2 separate regions of the Homo sapiens genome follow, and region 1 is linked to region 2. Evidence: read pairs that join two places in POLR2A ChIA-PET (ENCODE). Cell type or tissue: HepG2. All regions are shown on one strand. Links, peaks and the distances in the headings refer to the core of each region. The heading gives the core; the rest is flanking DNA.

Evidence for each region. Peaks named below come from ENCODE experiments on the same cell type or tissue, not always from the same donor. Only the 100,000 strongest peaks of a DNase experiment are listed, where the experiment ranks them.
Region 1: POLR2A ChIA-PET joins it to region 2 with 5 read pairs; 2 of 35 experiments call an interaction of 5 or more read pairs at or near these places.

What each region holds. Positions count from the first base shown.
Region 1 is chr2:128,259,600-128,262,512 of GRCh38, forward strand. No RefSeq gene overlaps it. Among named protein-coding and RNA genes, the nearest start is that of HS6ST1, 58 kb to the right of the region's middle. RefSeq lists a silencer at 1,056-1,350 and enhancers at 1,248-1,818, 2,390-2,913. In HepG2, for the core only: no CTCF peak of the experiment used is centred there; a DNase peak (open chromatin) is centred at 1,212; H3K4me3 peaks cover 947 bases.
Region 2 is chr2:128,177,305-128,180,217 of GRCh38, forward strand. UGGT1 (UDP-glucose glycoprotein glucosyltransferase 1) reads left to right here. Exons shown (of 41, transcript NM_020120.4): 33 at 528-616; 34 at 1,164-1,265; 35 at 2,482-2,566. Among named protein-coding and RNA genes, the nearest start is that of UGGT1, 88 kb to the left of the region's middle. RefSeq lists an enhancer at 1,931-2,225. In HepG2, for the core only: a CTCF peak has its summit at 2,074 (motif pointing right); DNase peaks (open chromatin) are centred at 1,067, 1,507 and 2,077; H3K4me3 peaks cover 492 bases.

The DNA of each region.
Region 1 (2,913 bases), core at 268-2,767, 82 kb after region 2:
ATTATAGGTGTGAGCCACTGCATTCGGCCTCATTCACATGTTTCAAAAATCAAAAGGTACAAAAGGAAAAAGCGCCTTTCCCCTCTCTGGGCCTTTTAACACTTCCACATAAATGAAGCCAGGAACAGCAGCAGTGTCTTGAGTAGTTGGTGGAAAGAAGGTGTTGTTACATGGGCTGCAGCCTCCAGCTATGCTCTTTGCAGGAATTTGATCTTTAGTGGCCGGACCATTGTTAGCATTAGGTTCAGCTGAGAGTGACAGAAACCCCAAGCAACAGTGGCCTTAACAAGGTACACATTTCTTTCTTTCTTTCTTTTTTTTTTTTAGACGGAGTTTCACTCTGTTACCCAGCCTGGAGTGCAGTGGTGCAATCTCGGCTTACTGCAACCTCTGCCTCCTGAGTTCAAGCAATTCTCCTGCCTCAGCCTCCTGAGTAGCTGGGACTACAGGTGCCCACTACCACGCCCAGCTAATTTTTGTAGTTTTAGTAGAGACGGGGTTTTACCATATTGGTCAGGTTCTTAACTCCTGACCTCAGGTGATCCACCTGCCTTGGCCTCCCAAAGTGCTGGGATTACAGATGTGAGCCACTGCACCCGGCCAGAACACACTTATTTCTATTTTACATGGATAAAGTCTTAAGGTAGGCATCCCAAAGCTATTAGGGTGGTTCCACAATCATCAAGGACCTATCTTGTTGCTCGACCACCCTCACCACATGGCATCTACTTCATGGTCCAACATGGCTGCTTGAGCTCCAGCCATTACATCCTCATTGTAGCCATTCAGTAGGAGAAAGGGAGGAAGTTGCTTCTGTTTCAGGATTGTCTCCCAAAGCTGCAAGGAACATTTCCTCTTGCAAACTGTTGGCCACAGGGTGTAGTGACAGCACATGTCATTGTAAAGGGGGCTGGGAAGTGTAGTCTTGATTCTGGCTTGCTGTGTCACCGCTGATATGTAGTGGTTCTACTACTAAGGAAGGAGAGGAGAACAACTACCAAGGCACAGCTAGCAGGCTCTGCCACGATGCCTGAGTTTCAGATCTTCCAGGTAGAAAAACCCCTGCCCTCATGGAGTGCCCGCTGGAAAGGGACCGACTTCAGGCCACTTCCCGAGCGGCACTTCTCGGCAGATCCCAGAAGCAGCAGCCAGGCTGTGCAGGGCCGCTTCCTAAGCAAGGGCGTGAGTCACACAAGCGGCCTTTGTTAGCTCAGCCAGCTCTCCTGGAAGTCCTTCTCCCAGAGCCGAGGGCCCCTTCCAGCTCTTGCTGTGCCTGAGGCATCATCAGGCGGTGCTGCCCGGAGAGGACGCTGTGCAGCAGTGGGCCCACCCGCTCAGCCCTCACGAGCAACGTTGCCTGGTGCTCCCCGGGTTGGGACCCGGGCCTTCTCGGCTTCTGGGGCTGGGCGGGCACCGCAGGGAACAAAGAAGCATTCCTGAGCCTGAGCCACACGGCTCCAGGCTGACTCCCTGGAGTCTTGGAGAGGCTTGTCTTGAATGCCTGGCTTTTTGTTTGAGAAAGAAAAGTGTTTTCCAAAGTCCCCAGGCTTCCTCTTGCATAGAAATCACAGGGCTCCGAGGAGCCACAGAGCAGGGTGGGAGGACAGGGCAGTCAGGACGCCCTGTCGCAGGGGACAGTGAGAAGGTGCAAGGGGTGGGGAAGTCTCGGGGCACAGGTGAAAGGGAAGACACCCCACCTCAGCCCTCCATGGCTGTGGCCTCTGCTGGGACCGGGCGCTGGGAGATGGGCTGTGGCGCCCACCTGGAATCCTGCGAGGGGCGTCTGGCAGGCCTGGCTGGGTGCAGTGCAGTAGACACGGCAGTGGGCGCTCAGACACGGTTGGGGTGCGAGGGGGACCTGGGGCTGAGGTGGGGGCTCAGGGCAGGGCATCCATTAGAGGGGACAGACTGGGCCCCAGAAGGGGTCTCTGTGTCTCGCCCGAGCCAAGAGACTAGACTCTGAGTTCCTGCCGCCCTGGACACCCCTGCAGTGGAGCTGCTGAAGGCAGAAGCTGGCGGTCCTGGCGAGACCAATGATCCCTCTACAAGGTGGGGTGAGGGGGACCATGTGTGAGCGCCCTGTCCCTGCTAGGGGACGAGTGGCTTAACAGGATGTAAGTAGTTTCTTTAAAGAGGCCACGTTTTGGGCAAGTCTGGGCAGTGCTGAATGAATTCAGACCCTCCTCTGGGTCTGCCCCAGGAGCCCAAGTCCCCCCTGAAGCCCGAGGCCCGGGGCTGAGCTGGGAGTGTTGGTGCAGACAGAGCTGGAGGCCAGTGAAAGGCAGCAGGGAGCAGGGCCGGCAGGAGGGAGGCAGACAGGTGTCCTCTCAGCGTGGGGCTGGGAGCAGGATGGCAGGGCCGGGCAGGGCTGCATGGAAAACGGTCATGGCCCTTTGGGGGAAAGAAAGGGGAGAGAGAGGGACAGTGTGTGGGTGTGCCCACAGGAGAGGCTGGGCCCACATGGTTTTGCTGGGCAGCGGCAAGGCAGTGGGTGGGGCCAGGATTCCGTGCTTTCAACAAGCCCCCAGGTGGCTCATTTGTGGTCAGTGTTTTGTCCGCCTTTGTGGGCAGGTGTGGGGCCAGGCCTGGCTCCCCCGATGCAGCCAGATCCTCACAGCAGCCTTTCCATTTCTTTTTTTTATTTTTTTGAGACGAAGTCTGTTGCCAGGCTGGAGTGCAGTGACGTGATCTTGGCTCACTGCAACCTCCGCCTCCTGGGTTCAAGTGATCTCCTGCCTCAGCCTCCCGAGTAGCTGGTATGACAGGTGCCCGCCACCACTCCTGGCTAATTTTTAATATTTTTAGTAGAGGTGGGGTTTTGCCATGTTGGCCAGGCTGGTTTCGAACTCCTGGCCTCAGATGACCCGCCTGCCTCGGCCTCCCAAAGTGCTGATATTACAGGCGTGAGCCACC
Region 2 (2,913 bases), core at 330-2,829:
AAATTCAAGTACAGTATATTCTTGAAGAAAGAATCATTACACACAGTGAAACCTAAAATAGGCCATCCATTGTTGAGAAGAAAAATGGTCACTGTACTGCCAAGAAGAAACCCCTGTTTGTGCTAGTGAATCCTGAAAACTGGTCATAACATGAAATACCTCCCTCCCAACAGCTAGAGCCCCCAGCAGCCACACTCTTCCCTGGAACTAGCTGTTGACTCATTGAATCGTGCTTCTGGTTTCACTGCACAGTTGAGTTTGCGGCTCTTTGCCTATGTTGCAAGCTGAAAATGGGGTTCATCTAATTAAAAGAGGTTGCTGTCTCCTCACATAAGGTTATGATGTGAATGTCCTGGCGAAGATACTTCTATTGAATCCTTCTAGACTCTGGGTGGGGTTGTGCCTGTTTGTGAGAGAATTGATTGATAATTCCCTATTGATGACAGGCTCACAGTGTATATCCAGTGAGAGGCAGTTTTATGCCTGTGAGACATACTGGGAGTAAGGTTTATCACATTTGATTGCAGGTTCAGAAGAAGGCAGATATGGTGAACGAAGACTTGCTGAGTGATGGAACGAGTGAGAATGAATCTGGATTTTGGGATTCCTTCAAATGGTAAGTTGACATTGTAAGAGTTATGTTTTTAAGGAAAAACTGAGATATAAGCACCATCCATCCCTCCTTTTTGCATCTTGTGATTCTGTCTGGGCCTTTCACATTCTACTTTGTGCAGCTACATCTCACACTTATATTTGGCATAGATGAGTATTTTCCACTCGATTGATCCAAAAGAGGTTCATGTCTCCTAGTGGGGAAGTTACTTCTGCTCCATACTTTGTGACTCTCATTGCCTGTACCTGCTCTTTGGAAATTTGACTGCTCCCTGCTCAGTTTACTTCCCGTTGTGTAAGTTGCATTCTGGTGCAGCCTGTGTTCAGTCTCTTCCTAAAACAACACTGTCGGAGAGTGAACATTCTTTTTGTAGGTTGGTTTTGTCAGTCTTGTGGTCTCTCCAGGGTGTGAGGGAAGCTTCATAACCACTCCTGCTGCAGCTCACCCGCTAGGGAAGGATGGGAAGCGCAGTCTCTTTCCTCTTACTTTCAAAGGCCGTGTGTCTGTATGAGTGTTTCAAGTGGTCTTTTTTTTACCCTTATTGTTATAGGGGCTTTACAGGACAGAAGACTGAGGAAGTGAAGCAAGATAAAGATGACATAATTAATATTTTCTCCGTTGCATCTGGTCATCTCTACGAAAGATTTCTTCGGTCAGTCTTGTTGATTATTTCATTATATATGATGAATGAATTGGTCAGTGTTCTTATTTAGAGAGGAAAGGTTTTGTGGGATTCTGCTCATTATACTCCTGTGTCTTTGAAGCACTCTGAGCATTGTGACTGGCTTGCCATTTATCATTGGATTTGTTTTGATCCCGCCGTCTCTGTGAAGTTGAACTATGTAGTGAGTGCTTCTGGATATTACAAGGCTGCAGCCCTTTAACGTCACTGTACACATTCATAGACTGTACTGTTTACTGCCTGCCAAACATTGCTTAACCCAGAGATTAGGAGGTTGACATAGAGAATAGAATCAGAACAGAACCATGGAATACTTCACTGCCTTGTAAAGATTCACAGGATTTTAGAGCCAGGAGAGAGCTTAGTTCTTACATGTGAACACTTCTGTTTTATAAACAGGCTGAGGCCCCGAGTGTGAAGGGACTTGTCTAAGGTCACACAGCTACAGCCAGAAGAGGCCACGGGCTAGGGCTGCCTGATGTAGTGGTCACCAGAGGCACTGTCAGGAAGGCCTGAGAGTCACTTTTCTCATTGCCAGGGCTCTGTTCACTCTTAATTTTTCACTACAGATCTAGTATAGAAAATCAAAATGTCATTTGTCTCATTTTTAGCCCTCTTATTTCCAAGAAATAATATCCTACCTAAAATAGTGACAATAATAACAACCGAATTTGGTTAAATTCCTCCATTCAAAAATGTGGTTTTGTTTTCTGAGTAAGGAGGCCGGAGCTGGTAGCCTTCCTCTCTAAAGCAGGGCCTCTGTGTAGGCTGCAGGAGGCGCTGTGGTTACACATTCTTCCCTTAGCACCAGATGCTGATGTCATGTGACAGGAGTTTTGGGGAGTGATGTCAGTTACCCCGATTTCCAGGGTTCATCTGGACCATAACTAATATATCAGTTCATGAAGCAGTTTATTTAGAGGTGTAACAGAATTAAAACATTTGCCTCTGTCAGTTAAGTGTAGTTTTATAGGTGAGGAATGCCCCTTCTCTTTAGTGATAACTTCATAAGTTGGAGTAAGTACAATTTTTCATTTTCCATCACTGAGCGTCTCCCTCGGCCTAATTGAGCCATTAGTTAGCTCTGCCGTAAAGAGCATTTAGGTGTCTCGTGATTGACTCTACATAATGTTGAGGTTAAATAACATTGGAAAGCTGTTATTAATTACCTGCTTTTGTTTGGCAGCATAATGATGCTATCCGTGCTGAAGAATACCAAGACTCCTGTGAAATTCTGGTTCTTGAAGAATTACTTGTCCCCCACATTTAAGGTTTGTTTCACAGAGAAAGGGAAAACATTCTTATTAAGGAGATATTTACTGTATATTTTTCATGACTTTTGTTTTATCTGTATACTTTAGCAAATTTTCCATTTACTAAGATACCCTAATTTGGTTGCATATTTTTATTTTGATTATTCTTCCAGATTGGTCTATTTGAAGGAAACAGTTAAATTGTGTTTAAAAACTTGGATGATATGGTAGGAGAGTCTTTTGTTGTTGTTATTATTAGCAGTGTCTTACTGAGATAACGTTTCCTTCCTCTGAAGCCTGCATGCTTGCTTTAATTTAGAAAGCACAGCGATGGTTTACATTGAAGAGAATGATTGGTGTTAGCA